Linked DNA regions of Homo sapiens: region 1 is linked to region 2. A link is an interaction called in ENCODE POLR2A ChIA-PET data of the cell type or tissue named here. Cell type or tissue: A673. All regions are shown on one strand. Each heading gives the region's core, and the rest is flanking DNA. Links, peaks and the distances in the headings are about the cores only. Region 1 overlaps ACTN3 (actinin alpha 3). Region 2 holds the start of NPAS4 (neuronal PAS domain protein 4).

Region 1 (8,000 bases), core at 1-8,000, 140 kb before region 2:
TTCCTGTCATCCTATCCATCCCCTGCAACCCTGGCACCCACCTGGGTCTCCTCCACAGAGTGTACCAGCCACACGTCCTGCAGGTCCTCCACGGCACCATCCAGCCAGTTGTTGAAGGGCGCGGCCCGCCGGGCAAACTCCAGTTGCAGCCGGTCAATGGTCTCCAGGAGCTTCTCCATCCGCTAGAGGTGGGAGGCGTAGTGGGTCAGAAGCCTGCCCTGCAGACCTGGCCTCACCCACCTACCCACCCCCCAGCTCCCCGGCCCCCAGCCCCACCTCTAGCGCATCCCGCCTCTTCTGGGTCAGGGTGCCCAGGTTGTCCCACTGATCGCAGATGGCCTGGCAGCGGCTATTCACTGAGGCTGCCTCGTGGTAGTCCAGCTCACTGGGAGCGAGAAGTAGGGCGAGTGTGGGGCCAGCCCCAGCCCAGATGTCCTAACTGCACTCCCAGGGCTGGAACCTGCTCCCCGGATGGGGGTGAAGGCGTGCGGGAGCCAGGGCAGGTGGTGGGTAAAGCTGGGTGCTTTCCAAGAGGGGCGGTACCAGCGCATCCCTCTGGGCAGGTGGGCGCCCGCGGGTCCTTAGCTGCAGTCCATGGAGGTGCTTGGGTGGAGGGGCGGGGTTGCGCAAGAAGGGGCGGGTTCATGGGAGGGGGTGGCCAGGCCAAGGCTGATGGGGAGGGTTTGGAGCAGTAAGCCGGGTGAAGAGAGCGGGCAGGTTAGAGGGCAGGTCACGGAGTGAGACAGGTCAAGCGCCAGTGGGAAGAGTGTGAGCAGCAGAGCGGGGTCCGGAGGTGGGGGTGGGGTTCCAGGAGGGGCGGAGCGAATGGGACCTGGGTACCACGGCGGGGTTACAGAACCCAGGAGAGCCTAGTGTCTTGAGAAGGGCAATGGGGATCAGGGTGGGGCTCGCCACCGGGGGCGGGGCCGGGGGTGTTGGGGGCGGGCCCCGCGAGGCCCCGCCTACTTGAGCTCCTGGGCCAGCGCGGCAATGTGCTCCACGCGGTCCTGGTGCGCCGCCAGGTCGCTCTCAAAGGCCTCGTGGCGCCGCAGCAACGCCCGCACCTCCTGTAGCAAAGCCGAATCGTAGTCGCGCTGGCTCAGCATCTCCTCCTTTCCTGCTCAAAGAGATGCCGGCTCCGGTCACCCAGTGGCGGCAGGGGCAGGGGTGCGCGGCGGGCTGCGTGACCATGAAGCCTCATCTGCTAAGGTGGCGATCGCACCGGCCTAGCTCGTCCTAGGGATTTGCTCTGCGGCGTCGGTGTAATAACGTAGGTGAAAGTCCTCTTCCGTGGCGTGATCCGCAAATGACATCAGCGTCCCCTGAGCGAGCTACGTCCAGGGGGCCCTTGGTACAGTTTTAGCATAATTTGACCTTAAAATAGCTCTCAACGATTCTGTAACCCCCATGAGCCCCTGACCCGGCCTCCTTTGTTCACTACAGAAATCCTCGACAGAACAATGAATGGATGTTTCTATCCAGAGTAATATATTTGACTCGTGCAATATTTTAGCGTCAGTATACTTTGAGTATGACATAAGTGATGTTAGGGTGAGGAATGGACTCACCTTTGAACACCTGACACATATAAAATAAAATGCTAAATTGAATTAATCAGAGCAGATCTACAGAAGACCAGAGCAGGGCTGGGGGGTGAGGGGGAAGGCTGAGTTTATAGAAAACAGGCGGGTGTGCGGTGGCTCATTCCTGTAATCCCAGCACTTTGGGAGGCTGAGGTGGGTGGATCACTCGAGTCCAGGAGTTTGAGACCAGCCTGGGCAACAAAGTGAGAACCCATCTCTACAAAAAGTACAAAAAGTTACTGGGCGTGGTGGTGCACGCCTGTGGTCCCAGCTACTTGGGTGGCTGAGGCAGGAGGATCGCTTGAGCCTGGGAGGCAGAGATTGTAGTGAGCCGAGATTGTACTAGCCTGGGCAATAGAGCAAGACTCTGTCTCAAAAAACAAAACAAACTGTGGTCCACAGAGGGGCAGTGGCCAAAAGAGAGGCCTAGGTTGCACCACAGCAAGTCAGGGTGGGACTAGAAATCCAGTCTCTGGCTTTCCTGCAGAGCACCTACCCTTGTCCTGTGCATTTTGCCAAGAACCTCCCCTCCTGCCCCTGCACACCAATCTCCACCCCAAGAGACAGTCCAGCCCCATGAGGTAGGTCTACCTACCCCGGGTCCAGGCTTCGTGCAGGGAGGCCTTCTGCCGGAACTTCTCAGCCAGGTGCTGGAGTCGCTGCAGGCGCCGGATCTCCGAGAGCAGCCAGTCCTCATAGCCCTTTTCCACCTGCTCCAGCCCCCGCCAGGCGTTGGCGATGTCCTGTGGAGCAGGCAGGGGTGCGCTCCATCACGGTTTGCCCATTGTACAGATGGGATACGGACCTCAAGGTCACCTAGGGAATGTGTGTAGAGCTCACCGAGACCAGCTTGCCCTCGGAGGGCATGAAGGCAGGCCGGTGGCTGAGCCGCAACTTGGTCTGCAGTGTGTTGAAGTTGATCTCCAGCTGGCACTTTTCCTGAATGCGGGGCGGCTTGTGCAGACGCCGGTAGTCCCGAAAGTCCTCTAGTTTGCGCTGCATGGCACTCATGCTGGGCTCACCCACACGGTTCTCCAGCCATGGGACAGTGCGGCGGATCCACTCCAGCAGCTGACAGGGCCAGGCAGGGGCAAGGCAGACAGCTCTGCGCTGACCTGCCCAGCTCACCCACCCCTCTCCACCCACACCCAGGCTGTGGCCAGAGTGTAGGTGGGGGTGACTTTGACAACTACGAAAGCAGGATGGGGTAGTCCCCACAAGTCAGAGAAGAAGTGGGATGGTTGATTTCTGAGTCCAGGGGCTAGTATAGGTTGGCACAGAGCAGAGGGCCATGTGACTACTTAAATACAAGTGAATGGATCGATGCAGAAGTAAATGGATGAATGATGAGTGAATCAATGACTGACAGGAGCATGGGTTGGCAGAAGGGCAGGTGATGGGTGGGGATGGACAGGAGGAGGCTGGGAGGAAGCCAGGGCTACTCTGAGCAGAGGGAGGCTCTGCAGGCCCACGCTTGGGGTTAGCAGGGTTGGGAGAGCCAGTAGGGCTGGGGTGGGGAGAGCACGGTGGGAGCCCAGCCTCACCTCACTGGCAAGCTTCTCATACTCCTCCATCAGCTTCTCGTTTTCCTGGTTCACTGCCAGCACCTTGCAGATCCTGTTGGCAGCTGTCTCTGCCTGTGGGGGGAGTGGGCAGAAGGCTGGCATTAAAGCAAATTGCTTCTGTAAAGCCCTTAAAACCCAGAGCCCCGCCGAGCGCGGTGGCTCACGCCTGTAATCCCAGCAGTTTGGGAGGCCGAGGCGGGCGGATCACGAGGTCAGGAGATCGAAACCATCCTAGCTAACACGGTGAAACCCCGTCTCTACTAAAAATACAAAAAAATTGGCCGGGCGTGGTGGTGGGCGCCTGTAGTCTCAGCTACCTGGGAGGCTGAGGCAGGAGAATGGCGTGAGCCTGGCAGGCAGAGCTGGCAGTGAGCCGAGACCGCCCCACTGCACTCCAGCCTGGGCGACAGAGCAAGACTCCGTCTCAAAAAACAAAACAAAACACAAACAAACAAAAACAGAGCCCCCAGCTGGGCGTGGTGGCTCATGCCTGTAATCCCAACAGTTTGGGAGGCTGAGGTGGGTGAGTTACTTGAGTCCAGGAGTTCGAGACCAGCCTGGGCAACATGATGAAACACTATCTCTACAAAAAATACAAAAATTAGTCAGGTGTGGTAGCACGTGCCTGTAGTCCCAGCTACTGGGGAGGCTGAGGCAGGAGGCTGAGGTCAAGGCAGCAATGAGCCGTGATCACGCCACTTCACTCCAGCCTGGATGACAGAGTGAGACTCTGTCTCAAAAAACAAACAAAGAATGGAGTCCCTGCAAATTGGGAAAGGGATTGGGGGAGCACGGCTCTTAGGTAGGGAGTGAGTTTCCAAACCAGGGTCCTCTGCTCCTGCTGAAGACTGAGTGTGTGCAGCTGGCACAGTGGCACTCCAACCTCCGTGGTCTGGCGCCTCCAATGTTGGACTACAGCCAAGGTTGGGCCCTTGGGTCCACAAGCCCAGGCAGCAGCAGTTGGGCCGCCTTACCTGCTCAGCCCCGGCAAAGGCATGGTAGAAGCAGGACACATAGGTCATGATGGCCTTCTCATCCGGCTTTGGGGTGTTCACAATGTCTAGGGGAGGACAGCACGGTGTCTACTGGCCAAAGCCAGGGGTCCCTCCCCAGGCAGAGAACTCTCTCTGGGTGGGAGGGCTGGAAGCATCCAGTCATGGCCACCAGCAGCCAGCCACCCAAGCCCAGTGTCTTCTCTTCCTTGAAGCCCTCTCTCCTTACCCCAGGGCTCAGCAACTTCCCCATCTCCCCACCTTGGGGTGAGCAAAGTGTGAGGGACTGGGTGGGTGAGTGTGAGTGGGCAGCCACTGTGGCCCTCGTGAGGGACTGGTCCACGCTGTCTCATGCCTTGAACTATCCTATACCTCCCTCGGTCTGTGTGTCTTTCCCCCAAGTCCACAAGCTCCTCAGGGCAAGAAAAAGTTCTTCTCCAGCAGTGCCCACACAGCCTGGGCATCATGCATAGTAGATGCTCAGAAAGTGTTTGCTGCTTCAGTTGACTATTGCCTTGCCTAGGCATGGGGACCACAGGCAGGACGTGCCCCAGGGGAGCTGCCAGTCTTGGGGGACCAACATCCCAGGTAACCCAGGTAACTGGGATGTGAGGCAGAAGGTAGGGCCATTACATAGGGGAGAGGTGGCAGAGGATGGTCCTCTTTGGGGGATGGGGCATGGGACAAGATAGAGGACTCCTGGAGAAGGGGGACTGTGACCAGGGAGTGGGGTGGGGGTGGTCGGAGCATCCCAGGAGGAGGAAAGGGCCGTGCAAAGGTGTGGAGGTTGTACCAGGCCCAGTGTGGAGAATGTGGGGTCTTCCCCTGGGCTAGCTCACTCTCACCTTCTGCATCCAACATCTTGGGGATGTCCAGGTATTTCTCTGCCACCTCAAAGGCAGTGTTCAGGTTTCCGATGGGGTCATCCTAGAAGGGTGTAAGGGAGGAGGGTGAAAGGTCAGCTGCAGGCAGAGGCCTTGGGCTGGGGTGGTGGGGGCCTCTACCTTTCGCAGTTTGGCGTAGTCGATGAGGTCAGGGCGGTGTCGGTGGATGAGGGCACAGAGGGCCAGGCCATCCTTCCAGCTGGACAGAGAGAAGAGGGGGGTCAGGCCTGGGTTCAAGCTGGGGCCCCGTTCTCCCCTCGGCCCAGGAGCACCCCCCAGAAGGACAGCCTCATCTGTAAAATGGAGTAAAGTACAAATCCCTTAGCTTGGCGTTTGAGGCCCTTCATGACCAGATCTGGACCATCTCCTGCTAGCTCATCACGATTCCGTCACACACTCATGCTTAGGCCCGACCAGTTTCTAAATATTTTTGGCCTCCAGCTTCCCTCTGGCTGGAATGGCCTTCCAGGGAAGTCTCAAACACTCCCTCCTCCAGGAGTTACTGGAACCCTCCTGGATTCAATTCCATTCCACTCAACAGTTACTGAGCCCTCTTTTCAGACACTGTTCCAGGAACTGTGACCTTTCCTTCCCTGTGGCTTGTGACAGAGACCAGCTCAGTGCCCTTCACTGACCAGGGAGGGCTCCTCTCTATGCCCAGTACCCCACAGAGGCCCAGACACATTTGGTAACCACCTGACAGACCTGGTGTGGAAGTTCTGCACGTTGACGTTGCGGTACGGTGCTGTCTTCCTCTGGCACCACAGAAGCAAGCCTTCCTTGGCTGAGGTTTCTGGGTCGGGGGGAGGTGGGAGGATTCATTGGGAAGGGGTCCAGGTCAGCCCTCTCACACTTCTTTTTTTTTTTTTTTTGAGACAGGGTCTTGCTATGTCATCCAACTGGAGTGCAGTGACACGATCATGGCTCACCGCAGCCTCAACCTCCCAGGCTCAAGCGATCCTCCTACCTCAGCCTCCCTAGTATCTGGGACTATAGGCACATGCCACCATGGCCAGCTTTTTTTTTTTTTTTTTTTTTGGTATTTTTTGTAGAGATGGGGTTTCACCATGTTGTCCAGGCTGGTCTTGAACTCCTGGGCGATCCTTCAAGTGGTCTGCCCGCCTCGACCTCCCAAACTGTGGGGATTACAGGCCCCAGCCACTGCACCTGGCCCCAACCTCCTTTCCCATTGCTCACCTTCCACAGAGATGTCCTGGATGGCGAAGCGAAGGATGATGGTCCAGATCATGCCCAGGGTCATCTTCAGGTTCCCGTCAACAATCTCTGCAGGGCAGGGGTCAGGGGACAGATTTGCCTGGCATTCAAGGTCTGTGCTATCTGGCCTCAGCTTACCTTCCCCTCTGATCAGCCCTCTGGCCCTTGTCTCCCATTTCAGGGCTGGCACCTAGTAGGTGAGCACCTAGCAGGTGCTCAATAAGCATCTCTTTTTCTTTTTCTTTTTTTTTTTTTTTTTTGAGATGGAGTCTCGCTCTGTCACCCAGGCTGGAGTGCAGTGGCGCAATCTCCGCCTCCCAGGTTCACACCATTCTCCTGCCTCAGCCTCCTGAGTAGCTGGGACTACAGGCGCCCACCACCACGCCCGGCTAATTTTTTTTATTTTTAGTAGAGAAGGGGTTTCACCATGTCAGCCAGGATGGTCTCAATCTCCTGACCTCATGATCTGCCTGCCTCGGCCTCCCAAAGTGCTGGGATTACAAGCATGAGCCACCGTGTCTGGCCTCTTTTTCTTTTCTTTTTTTTTATTATAATTTTTTCCCATGGAGTCTCCCTCTTTGCCCCGGCTGGAGTACAGTGGTGCAATCTCAGCTCACTGCAACCTCCGCCTCCTGGGTTCAAGTGATTCTCCTTCCTCAGCCTCCCTAATAGCGGGGACTACAGGCTGCACCACCAAACCCGGCTAATTTTTTTGTATTTTTAGGAGAGATGGGGTTTCACCATGTTGGCCTGGCTGGTCTCGAACTCCCGACCTCAAATGATCTGCCCACCTCAGCCTCCCAAAGTGCTGGGATTACAGTCGTGAGCCACTGCACCCAGCTGCATCTATTTTTTGGGGGGTGACAGAGTCTTGCTCTGTTGCCCGGGCTGGAGTGCAGTGGCATGATCTCAGCTCACTGCAACCTCTGCCTCCCTGGTTCAAGCAATTCTTCTGCCTCAGCCTCCCGAGTAGCTGGGACTACAGGTGCATGCCACCATGCTCAGCTGATTTTTGTATTTTTAGTAGAGATGGATTTCACTGTATTGGCCAGGCTGGTCTCGAACTCCTGACCTCATGATCTGCTTGCCTTGGCCTCCCAAAGTGCTGGGGTTACAGGTGTAAGCCATCACCCCTGGCCCGCATCTATTTTTTTGTTTAGTTGGTTGGTTTTGGGAATTTTTTGAGATGGAGTTTTCTCTTTGTGTGTGTGTGTGTGTGTGTGTGTGTGTGTGAGAGAGAGAGAGAGAGAGAGAGAGAGAGACAGAGTCTCTCTTGTCACCCAGGCTGGAGTGCAATGGTGCAATCTTGGTTCACTGCAACCTCCGCCTCCCAGGGTCAAGGGATTCTCCTACCTCAGCCTCACGAGTAGCTGGGATTACAGGCGTGCGCCACCATGCCCAGCAAATTTTTGTGTTTTCAGTACAGACAGGCTTTCACCATGTTGGCCAGGATGGTCTCAAACTCCTGACTTCAGGGTGATCCATTTGCCTTGGCCTCCCAAAGTGCGAGAATACAGGGGTGAGCCACTGTGCCTGGCCAAGATGGAGTTTTGCTATGTTGCCCAGGCTGATCTCCAATTCCCGGGCTCAAACAATCCTTCCGCTTCAGTCTGCCAAGTAGCTGAGACTACAGCGCTACCATGCCTGGCTTGTTATTTAGCAATTATTTCACTAAACTCTTACTAGGGTTTGGGGGCTGAGCTGGCACTTTGGGTATATTGGCTTTTCTTTCTTTTTTTTTTTTGAGACGGAGTCTAGCTC
Region 2 (16,282 bases), core at 1,697-9,696:
TGTAAGGTGGAGTGCACACAAGATCCTTGCTTAGTTCTGCTTGGAGAGAAGGCTCAGGCCCAGAAGGGAATGTCAGGTAACTGAAGTCCAGTTCTTTGGAGGGTCGGGGAAGCTCTTCTGATGCAGAGACAACACTCAGTTCAGGAGCACTGGGGAAGCTGGTGCTTCTGGGAGCCCCCAGTGCTGCGGTGAAGAGTGGGTTAGTGCTGGAGCACTCTTCCTGGGAAAGAATGTTTTCAGGGAATGAGGGCAGCATGGTCGGAGTGCCCAGGACATAAGCTGCCTGGGTGTCTTCAGAGTTCAACTGCTGGCGGAGGCTCCAGGCTTCCATGTCACTGGAGAGGAGAGAAGAGGCAGCTGGTAAGGGTCCGACGTCCATATCCAGAGCAGTTCCCTGATTTGTGTCTCCTCCATGACGACCTCAGCTGCCCCCTAGTCCCCTGGCTTGTGGCTTACCTGATTGGGTAGTTATTGGCAGTAATGGGTCCCTCTGGACCTTCTGAGTATAACAGGCAGTAAATCCATGCCCAGCCTCCAGTCTTGGCCTGTAGCCTCACCACCATCTCTGCCTGAATATCTCCACTCTCAGCCACTGGGGAGAAAGAAGATGCAGAGTTAGGATGTCCACCAGGCAATTCTACCTACTCCCCACCCTTGGTCACCTCTCCACTGAATTGAGATAGCCGTGACATCCTCTCTTCTGACTACCCTCACCTGAACCACTCAGCTCTCTACCTTGACCTCACCACTCAGAGTCCCCCAGTTCTGATTTGATTATTGCCTTGAATCCTCACCTTCATGTTCACCCTATAGCATCCGAAACTGTTGGCCTCTGTTATCTCCCCAGCATCACTCTTGACTACAGATCATTCTTTGTCTGGTCTCCCATGCCCTTTCCCAGCTTGCTATCTTGTCCCCAGCCTCTCTGGACACTCACACAGGCGGTAGTGTTGAGCAGAAGCGTGGGCCAGGTCCTCGGGGTGCAGCAGTCCATACCATGATTTACAAAGCAGTTCACTGCGCTCAAAGCCCAGGTAGATTAGGACACTGGGAAGGTGGAAAGGGTGAGGTCAGCTTTCTGTTTTCCTTGCTTGATACCCATGCATCTCACTCCCTCCCAGATCCTCTGCCCCCCTAAACCCCATCCTCCCTGCCCCTGACTCCAGAATCTAGGGTCCCTTCATCTCTGGCCTGCCTTTCTCTTGGAATCTGAACACTCCAGGCTTACCTCTCGGAGATGTCCAGTAGAGCCAGGTCTTTAGCATGGCGGCTCTGGAACATGGCCAGGAAGAGCGAGGCAGGGCCAGGGCCAGGGCCAGGACCTGGGCGGGGTCTCGGCTCCAGAGGGGCACAGAAAGCTGTGAACACGGGATTTCCTGCCCAGTAGGCTCCAGGTGGGTGAGCATGGAATCGGCCTCGAATAAGCACGAGTTTGTTGCCTGCACTCTGGCGCCTGAGGGACTTGGAGGTGTTGAAGCGGCAGCGGAAGAGGCGATCTAGATAGATGAAGAGAAAAACAGATAAGAGGGTGAGTGGCTGAGAGAGAGACAGTGGATGGTGGGGAGAAGGGCAGCAGGTGGGAAATTGGACCGAGGAAGGGAGAAGGGAGTCCTTACCAGTGTCCAGGGCAGAGGGCAGGGTGAGTTGCTGGCGCACAGTGAGGTGGTCAGCTGGGTCAATGATGTCGTAGATGCTGTCACCCTGGGCAACCAGGTCCACCTGGAGGGAGGAAAAGAAGAGATGACCATTAGGGAGAACAGCAGGAGCCAATCTTTGATCTACAGTATCTTGTAGGGTATAACCTCTCCCTCCATAGTAATTCCCAGTTCCTCAGGAGTGGAAGGCTCACGGCACCCACTCCATGCCCAGCCTCAGCTGAAAGGACCCTTAGCACTCACCATGGAGTGGCCCAGATGCTCGCTCACACTCTCAGACAGGTAGAGCAATTTCCCCTCGGCTGTGAACACAAGCAGAAAGCCGGGTAGTGCCGCTACGATGTCCTCAAGCTCTTGAGCTGAGAGAAGCCCCGTGGGGCCCGCCAGAGGAGTGCCTGTAGGGCGAGAAGACGTAGTGCGTCAGGAGTAAGACTGGGAGGCAGAGAAGAAGTGAGGAAGGCATGGTCTGAGTTTCAGAGAATCCAGAGGAATTTCTCATGGACCTGCCTCTGCAAACACCTGTTGACCCGCTGCCCGCAGCTCTTGGCCAGGGAACCTGTTGCTGTATCTCCATAGCCCACAAGCCCTCGACTTCTAAAGCGGGGTCGGCTCCTCTCGGCTCTTAATTTCAGAACCGCGGACAGAGCTCCAAAGCGGCTCTGAATTTCAGAACCGCGGACAGAGCTCCGAAGCCGACTGTGGGTTCAGAACCATGGACAGAGCCATACACGGCCGGCGCAGCCGTCAGCACCATGGGCAGCGCCCCGAAGGCGACAGGAGATCCCTTTCAGCACCGCGGACAGTAGCTATGTTCCCCTAGGCTCAGGCAGCTCCATCCCTGCAACTTCCCGGGCTTCCCTCCCCGGCTCCCGGAGCGCTTCTGCACTGGCGGGCACCGAGGCCGCTCTGTCCTGGCTCTTATCCTCTCATAATCTGGTGTTAGGGACACCGTCCAGGCTCTCTAACTCTCATTCAGAACTAAGGTGAGGTCTGGAGGGAGCTCAGGAGGAAAAGTAGAAAGTCCCGAATCTCCCGAGTCCCGAATCTCCCCAGCTCGCCAGCACGCTGCCCTAGACATGCGACAGCCCCAGCGGGTTCCCTCAGCTCCAGGGTCTCCGGCGCCTGGCAGCTCGGATCTGCGGTAGCCCCAGCATGCTCACCACCAGCGAAGAAGACGCCCTTGCGAGTGTAGATGCAGGCGAGGCTCATGATGTGCAGGTAGGACAGCCGGACCTTGTCCGCTTCGGCCAGCGGCAGCAGCTCCTTGAGGTTCCGGATCTCGGCGTTGATCTGGTCCCGGCGCGCCTTGGAGGCGCCCTTGGTGGAGCGGTACATGACCGGCGGCTGCGGAGCTCCAGCTCGGGTGCCCGAGCACCTGCGCTCCCGTCCCGACGCACCGGCGGCTTCCTCCTCCGTGCTTCCCCGTCTCTCGCTCAGGCTCGCTCTCTGCTCTCCTGGGCTCCGCTCGGCTGCGCTGCCCCCCTCGCCTGCCTCACGCCGCCTTATATAGCTCCTGCCAGGCGTGGGGGGCTCGTTTTAGAGCCGGGGGGGCGGGAGAGCGGGAGGCTGGGCTAAGCAAGCTGCAGCGGGAGCCGCTGACTGGGGAGGGGGGCTCCTCCTCCCGCCCGGCTTCCGACGTCATCTCATGACGTAGAATGAGAGAGGGAGGGAGGCGGGCGAGGGGGGAGCAGGAGGCTGCGGAGGGGGCCAAGCCTGGCGGGAGCTGAGCGGAGAGGAAGGCGCTGCGTTAGGAAAGCTTGAATGGAGTGTGGGGACCCTGGCGTCTGAATGCGTTCAGTTGAGGGAAGCGACAGGGCCAGGTTTAGGGCGGCCTGAAGCCCGCGGCAGGAGTCCGCAGAGGGCAGAGAGGGGCCGGCACTGACACTAATTTTTCTGAGGAGTTGAGGGAATGGGGAAGAACAGGGTTGTCTACAAATCCCCCTCGTTACTTGACAGACAAGGTCACGTTCACATGCAGGGAAGGAGGACTTTCCTTGGCCTCCGTGGGACAGGTCACTGCTGGGGTTCCTCTCTGGGGACTATTTAACCTGGGATTCCCTTGGCCATTTTTAGAGAACAAATTCCCGCCCCCGCTTCCCAAATCGGGCCTTGGCGGCTTATCAGGGGGTGTTCATGGGGGTCTAAGTCCCGAGGATGGGTGGAAAGGGAGTCCGGTGGGAAAGGGACCAGCTGAATTTGGCGTTGATCCTGTTTTCCCACAGCCAAGAATAGAAACCAACATCAGCGCTGTAGTCTGCAGTGATTCGTGGTTTCCCTCTCAGCTAATTAACCTTACTGAAGGGGAAACTGAGGCAGGGACGTGGGGGCACGGCGAGGACCTGGGTCTGCACTTAGGCATCCCTTCCCCCCGTTGCCGGCCCCCAAGCGAGCGCTTCCCCCCGCCCTGCTGCCAGCCTCTGTCTCCCCGCGGGCCGGGGGCGGGGGCGGGGCCGGGGGAATCCCAGCTCCATATTAGGACAGGAATCCTCCGGCGGCTGCCGCGGCTGCGGCGGGCGGGGCCTGGCTGCCTCCGCACCGCTCCGGAGGGCTCCCCGCCCTGCCTAGGCGGGCAAGATGGGGGAGCAGCTGAGAAGCGAAGGGGCAGCGCCGGACCCTCCATGACCCCTGCACCTACCAGGGACCCTGTATTTTTGCCAGGTTCCCTCCACCCCTCTCCACATTTGCGCCTCTAAGGCTCCTGGCTCTGCCTCTCCACCTTCAGCTCTCCACTTTCCACCTTCGTTTCTTTTTCTGTCCTTTCATATCCTTTTCTATCCTTTTCATATCCTGTCACCTTTGCCCTATCCCCACCCCCCCACACACCCGCTTTTTTTCTCTTTTCACCACAGATGATTGCTCTCTACAGGGGCGAGGATGTGCCGTTCTTATCCTGGGATTCAATAATGCAAGAAGCAAGTGGGCTAGGGAATGTTCTTATCTGAAATCTCGTTTGATGGAGTAGCTGTGTGCGCATGGAATCACTTAAGTGGCTGGAAATGAGGCCACTTAAAAATTGGAGGGTGGGACTGGGAAGTCCCAGTCACACAGGAAGCATGGAGATGAACTTTGACATCAAAAAGGACAATTTGGGGCCAGGGAACTCTCCGCTCCTCATGGAAAGGGGTGGTAGTAAGAGAGGTAGAGTGGGAGGAGAGGCGGCTGAGGAGAAGTATGTCTTAGAAGAGGTGTACAAGGTGTGGAGACCCTATTCTGGTGTCTTATGCATTTTGGCAGAGGTTGGGGCCATCCTGTGGTCAGTGTCACAGCTGAGGTGGAGGGAACGATGTCCGCTTATCTGTCTGCCACTGTCTCTAACCCCATTGACCTGGATGACAGAGAGATGATTCCTCCTGGACATGGGTCTGTGTTGCTTCTTTCTTCTCAATCTGACCTCTAATGTACCTACCCACCCCTCTCTCAATCTTCCATTTGAACAATCCCTTGATCTTTGGATCCCCTTCCGTATGAAATTCCAGGGGGGTTGTTCCTGTGTTCTTCATTCACTGATGCTAAAGCTGCCTGTGAGGCATTCTGAGTGTCCCCCTCCACAATAAGAGGAGTCTACTGGCTGGGTGTCATGGCCTCCAGCAATCTGAGCGAATCTGCAGTGAAGGAATACTGCGCCGACCGCTGTCCGTGGTGCTGAAAGAGTCACCATGGAAGTCATGCTACGGTTTGCCGGGGACATCGACGTAGGGCTTGGGTACCCACAGGCCTCAGAGTGAGCCTACTCTTTGACTGTCCCCTTATTCTCTGTGAATGAATATGGAGGGTTTGCAGGGGGCCAAGATTTCTGGGCTCTAAGGGTGAAGTAAGCAAGGGAGGAGAACTGGGCTCAGGGGAAGAGCCCCTGGCTTTTTCCAGGAGAATGGAATGGGAAGAAACACTTTGGAAGGGAAGAAGGGTCTAGAAAGGGACAAGGGAGGGGGTAGAGAAGGGCTCATCCTAGTTCGCCCACTCTGATTCAAGTTGAGAAGCTCTGTGTGCCCCAATGTCTCCTCTCCCTAGGCCAGCTCCCACTCCCCTTGCCTCCCACCTCCGTGAAGCTATTTTTAACTGTGCAGAACCAAAAATAGCTTGGCAGCAGCTTCAGGCCGTGGGAGAGGAGCTATTTATATCACCAGTGACGGTTCCGAAATAGCAAGCAGGAGGAGGGGGGCGGCTGGCACACTAGAGAGCTCCTGGCCGCTGCTAAAAATACTGGCAGTGTGAGTCATCCTGGCCTGGCTGAGTCACCCCACTCTCTCCCCCAAGTGGCAGGCAGCAGCAGAACAAGCTAAGAATTAGAAGCCTGAGATGGGGGAGGCATCAGAGCCTGCTGGCTGTGGGAAAGTGGGCAAGGGAGTGAATTGGGAGAGGGGCTTTGGGGTGAGCGTGTAGAAGGAATGGGAGAGCAAGCCTCTCAGCCAAACCTACTGGGCAAGCGTGCAGCATCCTCAGCTATGCACTACTGCTCAAGGATGCTTGGGCAATTGAAGGAAAAGAGCCAGACTCTGTGTGTGTGTCTGTGTGTTTGTGTGTGTGTGTGTTCATTTGACTGAGACTGTGTTTGTGTGTCCTGTGTGTCTGCCTCCAAACCTGTCTGGAGGTGGTTGGATGTCTACATCTCTATCTGTTTGCATGTGTCTTTGTAGCTGCGAGTCTGTACCCCTGTATATCTATGTTTACCTATGCCTGCATCTATGCTTGTCTTTTTTTTTTGTCTCCAACTTCCTATGTTCTGTGCAGTTCTATGTTTGTGCCTGTGTGTATTTATGTCTACAATTTTCCATATGCCTTTCTGTCAGTGTCTGTGTTTGTGTCCATATCTGAGTCTGCTCTGGGTCTTTCAGCATCTGATGGTGTGGTGGGATGTACATGCGTCCCCAGACTCAATATAGCTTCTGTTGCCCTCTCTGAGGTCACCCGTTGAGTTCCTGCACCATCTATATCTTGCTCACCTCTTTCCACCTAACATCTTCTCCTCTTTCCAAAGGCCCCCTAACCATTTGCAAAGCTCTCTTGTTGCATGCAATCTCTAGTAAAAACATGGAGGAAAGGAGCCCCACATGACCTCTCCCTTTTCTCTTGAATCATCCTGAATTCTCCCTGGCCTGCAGGAGTAAGTGGTTTTCCATCACTCCATATTTGGAGAGCTGAGAGAAGAGAAGGGCTTTCTTTAGTTCTAAAAAAAAAAAATTCCTGGTGTGGGCACAGGCATGTGTAGCGCGCATGCACACACACACAGGCGCACATACACATGCACGCACACACACACAACTGAGAGAATGAGAGAGAGAAAAAAATATCAAGGTCCCTTCTTTACTGAGACGAGCTCGCATCTGTTGCCATAGCAACCCACCCACTCCTTCCCCGAAAAATCACCGAGAAGAGGTGATGGCATCGAGGAGGGATTGGCTGATTCCTTTCTTTATTATTTTTTCCGAAAAAGGGTTTTTGTAGCAAAAACAGGCCGTGAGATCCCTTGCTCCTGTCTTGCATAGCTTTATTGGGAAACTGGGGGAGGGGCATCACCCCCCAGCCTTTATCAGAGAAGAGGAGGTGTATCTTTTCCAGAGATTTGGAGGAGGATTACCTCCTGGGAAGGAGTTGAAGGGTGGGTGAGGAATCTGCTTCTTCAGAACAGCATGGAGACTCCTGGCTGCTAGTCTGGAGATTTGGAGCAAGGATCTTGACAGAGGGCTGTCAAAGTGTGATCTTGTCTTGCTCTGGACAAATGTGTCTATGAGAAAGAGAAAGGGGGAGGAAGGGAAGGGAAGTGGGGAGAGACAGAAAGAATATGAATGAATGAATCACTGAATGGGGCTTCAGAGAAAATGACAATATGCCAAAGGATGCAAGCTTGCAGTAGTGGTCAGACCAGACAGGTGGGCAAGATGGTCCAAGAAAGATGCATTGATGCAATTGGTGGTGCTGCAAGTTACCAATGAGACCACAGCTGCAACTACTTAACTTATGGCCATAGGTTAATGTTCCAGAGGAGCACTGAAGCCCATTTTTCATAGTTCTATTCCCAGCCTGAGTCTCCAAGGCCTCCTCCAAAGCCTGGCCACCAGCCACTGCAGCCATATCACTCTCTCAAGTGAACTGTAGCTTGTTGCCAAATGACTGGATGGTGGAAAGAAAGGGATTCCTTGTTTCCTCCCGTGCTTGGCTTGCTACAGAAATGGGGTCACTTGGGGCTCGAGCTTGGAAAGACAGATGAAGAATCTGACCCTGGAGAGAGACACCTTCCTTTCTGGCAGGCTGCTGCTACCCTCAGCAGGCAAGGGCATGGCCAGCTGAGGTTGGCATGGGCAGTGGGTGCAAATCCACTTAACGTTATGAAGCAGAGGGACAAAAAGACTTCAGATTTGCTCTGGCCTGTTAGACACATTCTCACGACAAATCTGGCTGATATCATTATTGTTATTTATATACAGTCTTGCTCTGTCATCTAGACTAGAGTGCAGTGGCCTGATCATAGCTCACTGCCACCTCAAACTCCTGGGCTGAAATGATCTTCTGTGTCAGGATCTCGAGTAGCTGGGACTACAGGCATAAACTACTACACCCAGATAATTTAAAAAAATTTTTTCTGCCCAGGCTGGTCTTGAACTCCTGACCTCAAGCAATCCTCCCACCTTGGCCTCCCAAAGTGCTGGAATTACACGTGTGAGCCACGACACCCAGCCTTGACTGATATTATGATGCTCATTTGATAGATGGTGAAACAAAGGCTCAGAGATAGATAATGACTTAATCAAAGTCACACAGCAAGTCTGGCAATGCTGAGCCTCACCCCTAGTTCCTGCTCCCAACCCAAGCTTTCTCTTTTGCACCACGTGATAGGGCTAGGGTTTACAAACTATGGACTGCAAATCTAGCCACATCTAGCCTGCTGCCTCCTTTTGTAAATAAAGTTTTATTGGAACACAGTCACATTCATTCATTTACTCATTGTCTATGGCTGTTTTCACATTACAATGGAAGAGCTGAGTAGTTGCAACAGAGACCATATGGTTCAAAAAGCCTAAAGAACTTTTTGACACTTTTTACTAATTGATCCTTTAGAGAAAAAGCGTGCCATCCTTAGACCAGAGGATGAGTTCACACCAGGAATATCTCCACTTGTTTCTCTTTCTCACCCAGAAAGCTCTCTTAACCCAGGGTATACCAAGCTATCATTTCAGCCCCCTTTACTGTTCCAAAGGCCATGGAGAAGTAGTGCTCCTGGACAACTTAAAGGAGGAGAGGTGGGAAGCCCAATGGGTCAGGCTCCTTATTGGTTTCCAGCCCCTTTTGTGGCTGTGGAGATGTACCCTCCCCATGCAGGATGATGCTCCACTTCCTGCACCAGGAGTTGGAACAGGCAATGAGGAGGCAGGGTACCCCATTCCATCCCTATTCCGACCCTAGTCTTCAGGACTGCATTTTGGGCAGGGGGGTCTCAGGGCTGGTGATTAACGAATTGTCAGGAAGACAAAATTTACATATGGGAGGAAAAGGAAGGTATTGTGGGATATTGGGCCTCCCGAAGCCTCCAGTCTGACCCAGGGGGGAAGAATCTCTCTATGCCTTCTCAGAGAGGTTGATTAACTTGCCTAGGATCACACAGCTAGAATGAGATAAATCCACAATTGAACCCAGGTTTTCCTGACTTCTACTGTTTTTTTTCTAGGTTGTTCTTTTGAATTGGTGGATTTGAAACCAGGGAAAGGTTTTCTAACAGATTCCTAAGCACCTCCCCATCCTGCGTCCATGGCTCCGCGGTCAGTGCAGTGAGAATAGGAAACCCACGCAGAGCTGGCTTGTGCAGTGACCGTGTTGTCTTCCGCTGCATCTTAGCAAGCTGTTTTCCTTTTCCTGAGGCCTTTTCATTATGCTATCACTCCCTCAATTCTACTTGCACATGAAAGCATTCAGAACATTTTATCTATTTATGGTTATGAAATCAACAAAGCTCATGTAAAGAGGGTGCAGGCTGGCACCCACGCATTGAGACGGCCAGAGCTGGGTGAATGAGCTGAAAGCCAGGAAGGTGAGGGACATAGAACCATGGAGGGGGTGGGAGAGGGAGAGTAGAGCCCAGGTGGGAAAAGATGAAACTTTTGTGGGCAATGTCCTGAAGGCAGGGCTGAGAGAAGAGGATGCAAGGAATGCAGTGAGGAGCAAGTCAGAGCAGCCACATTCCAAGAGGGGAAAGAAACCTAATCAACTAAAGCCACTTTTCAAATGCAGAGCAGCGACCAATACTCTTGACCTGCCCTGGGGAGGCTGGAGGAGGCGGATTTTCCTCACATTCATTTTCAGAGTCCTCTCCACCACCACTCCCAGCTGGCAAATTCTGGCCCTTCTGGTCCTCCAGTGAGGTCCGGGGACCCCCTCAGTGCCCCCCAGCCCCTGTGCTTCCTCGTCACCGCACTCTGCACCCTGCATTGTCCCTGTGTGTTTACTTGGCTGTCTCCCCTACCAGCATCTACAACTGGTCTTCATGTTCCCAGCATCCAGCACAAGGCCTGGCACAGGGCAGGGGCTCAGGCATGTAAGTCATTCATGCAACAAACAGCTGAGGGCAGAGTTTGTGCCAGCCTCTGCAGTGATGTGATGGTGCCCACAGACAGCTGGTCTTGGCCTCATGGAACCTGCAGGCTGGTGAGAGAGCAAGGGGTCCATCCAGCCACTTCAGTGGGATACTGCTGTCAAGGAGGCATGCTGGGAGTTTGGGGAGAGCAAAAGGAGGGGTGACCCTGCCTGAGGAGTTGGCACCGGCCTCCCCAAGCAGGTGCATTTGAGTTGAGCTGCTGGTGGCAAGTCAGTGTTGACTGGGCCAGGCTGTGCTGGGTGGGTGGCTGGGTGGACAGAGGAGTGTGGCCTCATAAATGAGATTCAACACAGTGCCAGGTAGCCACAAAAGAAGCCACTGTAGCTGAGGTTGTGTTAACAGGGACATGCAGCAAAAGTGGAGAGAGGGCAGCCTCTGTCAGGGCCAGGAGGTTTGGCTCTAGGACTTATGCTATGGGTCCAAGCCTAGCCTTGAGCAGAGCAGCCAGTGAGGAGGAGCCAACTGCACCCAGGGCTGTGAGGCAGGGCCCAGGCCATCCCCCAGGCCTGCCTCTGGTAAGCCCTCCAGCCTGTCTGGCCTCATGCACCCCCTTGCCTCTCTTCCAGCTGCATAAGCCTTCTTCCAGTCCCTGGCCTGCCACCCTCCCGGCCGCCACAGTGCTTTTGCACATGCTGTTCTCTCTCCTGGGGTGCTGCTGCCTCTCTCCTCTGCCGAGTTCTTCCTAATTTCCCGTTAGTTCAGCCTAAATATCGTCTCCTCTGGAAAGCCTTCCCTGACATTACCGCTGAGGCCAAATCCTCAGTTACAGGTTTGCAGGCACCCCAGGCCTCTGTTGGCACTTGGTGAAATAGCGATTTAATCCTTTATTTTGGTGAGGAATTTATTGTCTCTTGTCCACTAGACTGTGGTCACCATGGCAGGGACTGTGACTGCTTTGCCCACTGTCAACTCCAGCGTAAAGTGCTTCATAAACATTTGTAAGAAATTTTTAAAAGATGGAAGGAATGGAGAGATGTTCCTCAGAGAAGAGGAGGCTTGAGGAGGTGGTGTGGCATTTGCAGATGTTTGAAGGACCATCAAGAGGCAGTGGGAGAGACACGGTCCACGTGGAAAGGCCAGTGGGAGGGGATGTACCTGAGGCAGGAGAGGGTGGCGGGGGAGGAGAATCTGGGCTGAGTCCTGCCTCCTCCACAGACTGCCTTTGTGACATCGGTCAGTTAAGTGACTTAACCTTTTGTGCCTCAGTTTACCGATTTGTTAAATACAGAAGTGGGGAGAATGATGGCACCCCTATCAAGGGACTGATGTTAGCATTAAAGGAGTTAATTAGTTAAAACACTCAGAAAATGCCTGATGCATAAAAGGAGCACAAGAAATGCTCACATGGCAGAATGTTGGTCATTATCTTAACTTTATGAAAAATATAATTTTGAACAAGGCTATGCAGAGACGGCAGGGGCTGGTTCAGGAGGCAGCACATGTCCTGGCACTGCAAGTGTAGAAATAGCCTGGGTACCCACCGGCAGCTTTGATCCAGGCCAGGTCTGAGAGCACCAGATGGAGTAAACCAGGCTAAGGCTGCAGCCTGGAGAAGTGGAGGGATGCACATAAAGTGCCCCTCAGGGCTCTGGCTCGGGCCCCAGCAGGCTCCTTCCCCGGGCAGCAGCTGCCCCCTCCACTGCTCACCAAAGCCAGAGACGGAGGTCCCGGGCCGGGCCCAACACACCCTTCTGGTGCTCAGCAGCCCAGCTCCCCTTGCCATTCTTCCGGAAGCCAACCTGACCATGTTCTTCCCAGCTTAAGACCCTTGTGGCTCCCATTATCTCCCATTACTAAAAACTCCTCCAGGCTGGCACCTCCTTTCTTCCCCTTCCACCAACAGATACCTCAGCCTCCAGAGGCTCCAGCTTCAAGTCTCTCCTTGTTACTATCAGGGCACAGCTCGTAACATAGGAGTTTACAGATGAGGCACCTACCCACACCTTGTGTACCTGATGAGTGTATTAATTCATGAAAACCTCACAGCAGCCCTATGACATGCCAGCCATCATTACTCTCACAGGCCCTGGGCCAACAGAGAGGAAATCTACAGGGAACAGTCCGGGGGTCCCAGGAAAGACTGATGGGATTTAAGGCTCCAGTGGTCAGAGAAGGTCAGGGACTGGGCCGAGGGGCAACAAAGAGGAGACCCCCACGAGCAGGGAGAATGGTGCTCCCCATGCTGGGGAACGCGGGAACCACAGGGAGTTGGGTGAACCATGGTGAGCAGGGGAGAGTGACCCTTACGGCTGCTGATGGAGCAGCTTCTGAAGCCAAGAAGGGCTGAGCACTGGTGGGAGGGGAGGAGCACCAGGAAGCTTTGGTGGAAAGGACCATCAGGTTGAAGGGAAAGCCCCTGAATTGCCATCCCTGACAGGCTGTGAGTTGGGAGAGCCTTCTGCCAAGGAGTCCAAGGTCCAGGAAGAAGACGAGCTGAGCTCAGTCTAGATGTCAGCGGATTATGTTTGGTGCAGGGGAATAGTTCTGAATAGGAGCAGCAGAAGATGCAGATTCTGTTCCCAGCTCTACCACTAGCCTGCTGGGCGTGTTCTGCAAACCTCTCTCCCTCCCTGGGCCTCAGTTTTTGTATTTGCAAAATGGCAGTGGGTCAGACCCCTTAGCCTCAAAGGGCCCTCCCAACCTCTGGCACTTGAGCATCTCTGAGCCTGCTGGGCCACCTGTCCCAGTGCCTCTTGGGCTTTGGAAGTTGAATGCTGCAACCCCAAGCCCCAGTTTCAGGTAGGGATGAGCCCATTGCCCAATGCTGGGGTCCGAGTGGGCCTGAAGGCTCCCAGAGGACCACGTTCTCAGCCCTGGATGGGCAGGGACCCTGGAGACCTGGCCTGTGTGGACACAGGGGAGTAAGTACTGGGACTGAGCCTGTAGTTTTGCTTCTTCCACCCAACCCGTTGGGGGTCGTTCTCACAGCTTGGTGCTGGGTACACCAGGGGACTCACCATTGGAGGGATCCGATGGGTTCCAAGGTGCACAAAACAGACCCCCAGGTCATCCTCAGGTGGTCTACACAGCCTGTGGCTAAAGCAACTGCTGTCTCCAGCACTTCTTAGCTTCAGTCTGGTGAAAGGAAGAAAGTCCCCTTGGCAGTGTCTTACAGGCAGTCATAGAGGGACCCCACAGCCTGGCCAAAATGCTCAATTTCAGAAAATCCCAGACTCATAATTGGAGTGACGGCCCTTGAAAGATGGTCTTGGATGACTGAGACCTAATGCAGAGAGTGGAGTGACCCCAGTGACACACGGCCAGCACTTGGTGGAGGTGGACCCGGACCAGGTCCTTGGTTCATGGTGCAGTGGCCATGTGGGCCTCCCACAGGCTGTCCTCTGGGGCCCAGGTGCTGAGGAGCCTGGGCCAGGAGGCAGAGCTGTAGGTCCTAGTCTTAGCGGCACCCTGACTTGCTGTGCGACCTTGGCGAATTGTGTCTGAGGGCCGCCTGAGTCTCCCCCTCTGCACTGAGGGCTTGGCGCTGGGAGCAGACGCTCTGTTAAAGCACCATTCAAGGTCCCAGAGCTAGGCGCTGGGAGTGGACGCTCTGTTGAAGCACCTTTCAAGGTCCCAGGGCTGTACCAGAGCAGGAACTTCTCTCCTTGCCACCCTCGGAGCCCTCAAGTGCTGCTTGTGTGTTCGGCTCCACCTCTGGGTCCCCCATCCCGGTCCAGAGACCAGCCCAGAGATGTCTGGAATCCACGCAGCTCCTTGAGAATGGTCAGGCACTTCTCAGCTGCCCTCCCAGGTCCCGGTCAAACGCCTCCAGGAAGTGCTGCAGGGAGAGAGCAGAGGTCAATAGGACCGGGCAGGGGGTCCAAAGGGCTGGGTCCACTTGACTCTGGGGAGCCCTGCCGGACCCCTGCAGGCCACACCTACATCCAGAGGCCAATTGGTCCTTGTAGGCAGTCTGGGGAAATGTTTGGTTCCAGAAAGTTCCAGAGCTGGTGGCTGCAGGAATCCTTCAATGGAGGCGATGTTTGCAAGCAGCAGCAACCTAGTTGGTTGGTCGTGGAGTCCGTGGCATCCAGAAGCTTTTCCAAAAAGTCCGCCCAGGTCCAGACTGTGCTGGGGAAGGAGAGGCAGCTGGTGCCATGACAGAGGTGTCCAGCCCCTCTGCTTGGTGCAGGGCAGGGGCTGGATACTGGCACACGGGGCTGGCTATGCTCAACCATAAGGAATGCCTTGACCTCTGGCCAGGAGGTCAGCATCTGTGGGTTCTGGCCCATGCTCTTCCTCTAGGAACGTGCCATGTGGCCCTAGTCAATCACTACTTTTCTCTGGGCCTCAGTTTCCCTTCCAGTTTAAGGAGGGGGTTGGAGCAACTGGTAAGGGGCTTTCCCAGGATCCTAACTCTGCTCCAGGCTGAGCTCAGGGAGAAAAAGTTTAAGGGGTCGGGGGCGCCTGGAGGGAGGCAAAGGTCTCCAGGGTCCCATGGTGGCCCCAAGGGTAGTGAAGTCCTCACCTGGTGTTTTCACCCTGTGGCCTTGTCCAGAGAGGATCCCCGAAGGCGCTAGGCCTGGCATCTCGTTTCTTTCCAAGGTTTGGACAGAAGTCTCCCCTGTTGGAGGAGCAGGGCGGGGGCGAGGGGCAAGGGCAGGACTTCCCTTCTCCCTGGTTGAAATGTCTCCATAGAGGGTGGGGGGCGCTAAGATGGGGGTGGTGGGGGCGTGTGGCGCCGGGGACTCCCCGGCCCGGCGCGGGGCTCGCGGCTCGGGGGCGGGGGCAGCTCCCAGGCTCTGGTGGAGCCGCCACTCCGCCAGTTGCCTTAAAAAGGCGCCAGCGCGCGCGCATCAGCAGAAGGGCTGCGGCTCTCTTCCAAATTAGGCAAGAATTGGGAGGCCGCGGGAGACTAGCTGCGAGAAGAGCGCGGACGTCACCCGGGGCCTCCCTCTCCCTCCCGCTCCCCGCGCCTGCATCACGTCCCCATGGCAACGGCGTGCCTCGGCGGCGATGAATGAGCCACTGCGAAGACCGGCGCGCGCCGAGATGCGCGCCCCCTCCGCCAGGCGTCACGGCCCCGCGGCTGCCCAGGGTAAGGGGGTGCAGCCCGGCGCCCGGAGGAAGGGATGCCCCACTCAGATTCCCAAAAGCCCAGGACCCATTCATTCCCAGCTGATCTTGTTGTGTCCCGGGAGCCCGGGGAATACTCCGTCCAGGGGTCCTTGACCCTCTGGTTCAGGGCTCCCTGGCTCCCAAGGCCCCCCTTACCCGGTCTCCGCTCTCCCCCGGTCAGCCCTCTGCTCCCCAAAGCCTGCGGCAAACCAAGCATTGTGTGGCTTAGCGCCACCGCGTGGCCGATTGTGGGGCTGCGGCGGGCGTGCTTGGCGGCTGGAGTCCCGCCGTCTATGTCGCCCTCTGGCGTCTGCAAGAGGGGAAGAGCATAAAAGAACTCAGCAATTTTCACACCAGAACCCTGATTAACGCGGGACTCATTCTTACCACTTAGGATTAACTTGTGATCAATCACACTTGTGATTAACGTTCAGCGAGCGCGCTCCATGTGTTAGGCACTTGCTACGTGCTTTCCTCGTATTACTCCATTCTCACAGCAACTCTGTAATGCAGAATATTATTATCATTTTATTTTACTTATTTTTTGAGACAGGGTCTCACTCTGTCATCAAGACTGGAGTGCAGTGGTGCGATCTCAGCTCACTCCAGCCTCTGTCTCCTGGGTTCAAGCAATCCTCTCGCTTTAGCCTCCTGAGTAGCTGGGATTACAGGCGCGCACCACCACACCCAGTTAATTTTTGTATTTTTAGTAGAGATGGGGTGTTGCCATGTTGCCCAGGCTGGTCTCGAACTCCTAGACTCAAGCAATCTGCCTGCCTCAGCCTCCCAAAGTGCTGGGATTACAGACGTGAACCACCGCTCCTGGCCTATTATCATTTTAAAGTGAGAAAAACTGAAGCCGAAAGAAGTTGTGGCTTTGCCTAAGATCCCATAGCAGCACGGGGCAGAACGGCCTCCTGCACTCAAGACTGTGAAAAGTGCTCTTGGGCCCTTTCACTTCCACACCCCTTGTCTCTTTTGACCA

What was found. ChIA-PET counts read pairs that join two places held together with the same protein. Peaks named below come from ENCODE experiments on the same cell type or tissue, not always from the same donor. Only the 100,000 strongest peaks of a DNase experiment are listed, where the experiment ranks them.
Region 1: POLR2A ChIA-PET joins it to region 2 with 10 read pairs; 3 of 35 experiments call an interaction of 5 or more read pairs at or near these places.

What each region holds. Positions count from the first base shown.
Region 1 is chr11:66,552,353-66,560,352 of GRCh38, reverse strand. ACTN3 (actinin alpha 3) reads right to left here. Exons shown (of 21, transcript NM_001104.4): 4 at 6,222-6,308; 5 at 5,730-5,817; 6 at 5,145-5,223; 7 at 4,986-5,067; 8 at 4,123-4,208; 9 at 3,128-3,220; 10 at 2,424-2,654; 11 at 2,179-2,326; 12 at 967-1,117; 13 at 277-385; 14 at 42-182. Among named protein-coding and RNA genes, the nearest start is that of ACTN3, 9.4 kb to the right of the region's middle. In A673, for the core only: no CTCF peak of the experiment used is centred there; a DNase peak (open chromatin) is centred at 3,202; H3K27me3 peaks cover 2,122 bases.
Region 2 is chr11:66,407,888-66,424,169 of GRCh38, reverse strand. It overlaps NPAS4 (neuronal PAS domain protein 4), which reads right to left and starts at 3,135. Exons shown (of 8, transcript NM_178864.4): 1 at 2,816-3,135; 2 at 1,899-2,050; 3 at 1,617-1,719; 4 at 1,229-1,496; 5 at 938-1,047; 6 at 457-592; 7 at 1-335. The coding sequence starts at 2,990. RefSeq lists silencers at 2,258-2,552, 2,246-2,560, 15,210-15,269 and enhancers at 2,493-3,089, 5,432-5,932, 5,933-6,433, 9,567-10,085, 10,086-10,604. In A673, for the core only: a CTCF peak has its summit at 5,951; DNase peaks (open chromatin) are centred at 2,409, 5,289 and 5,859; H3K27me3 peaks cover 2,707 bases.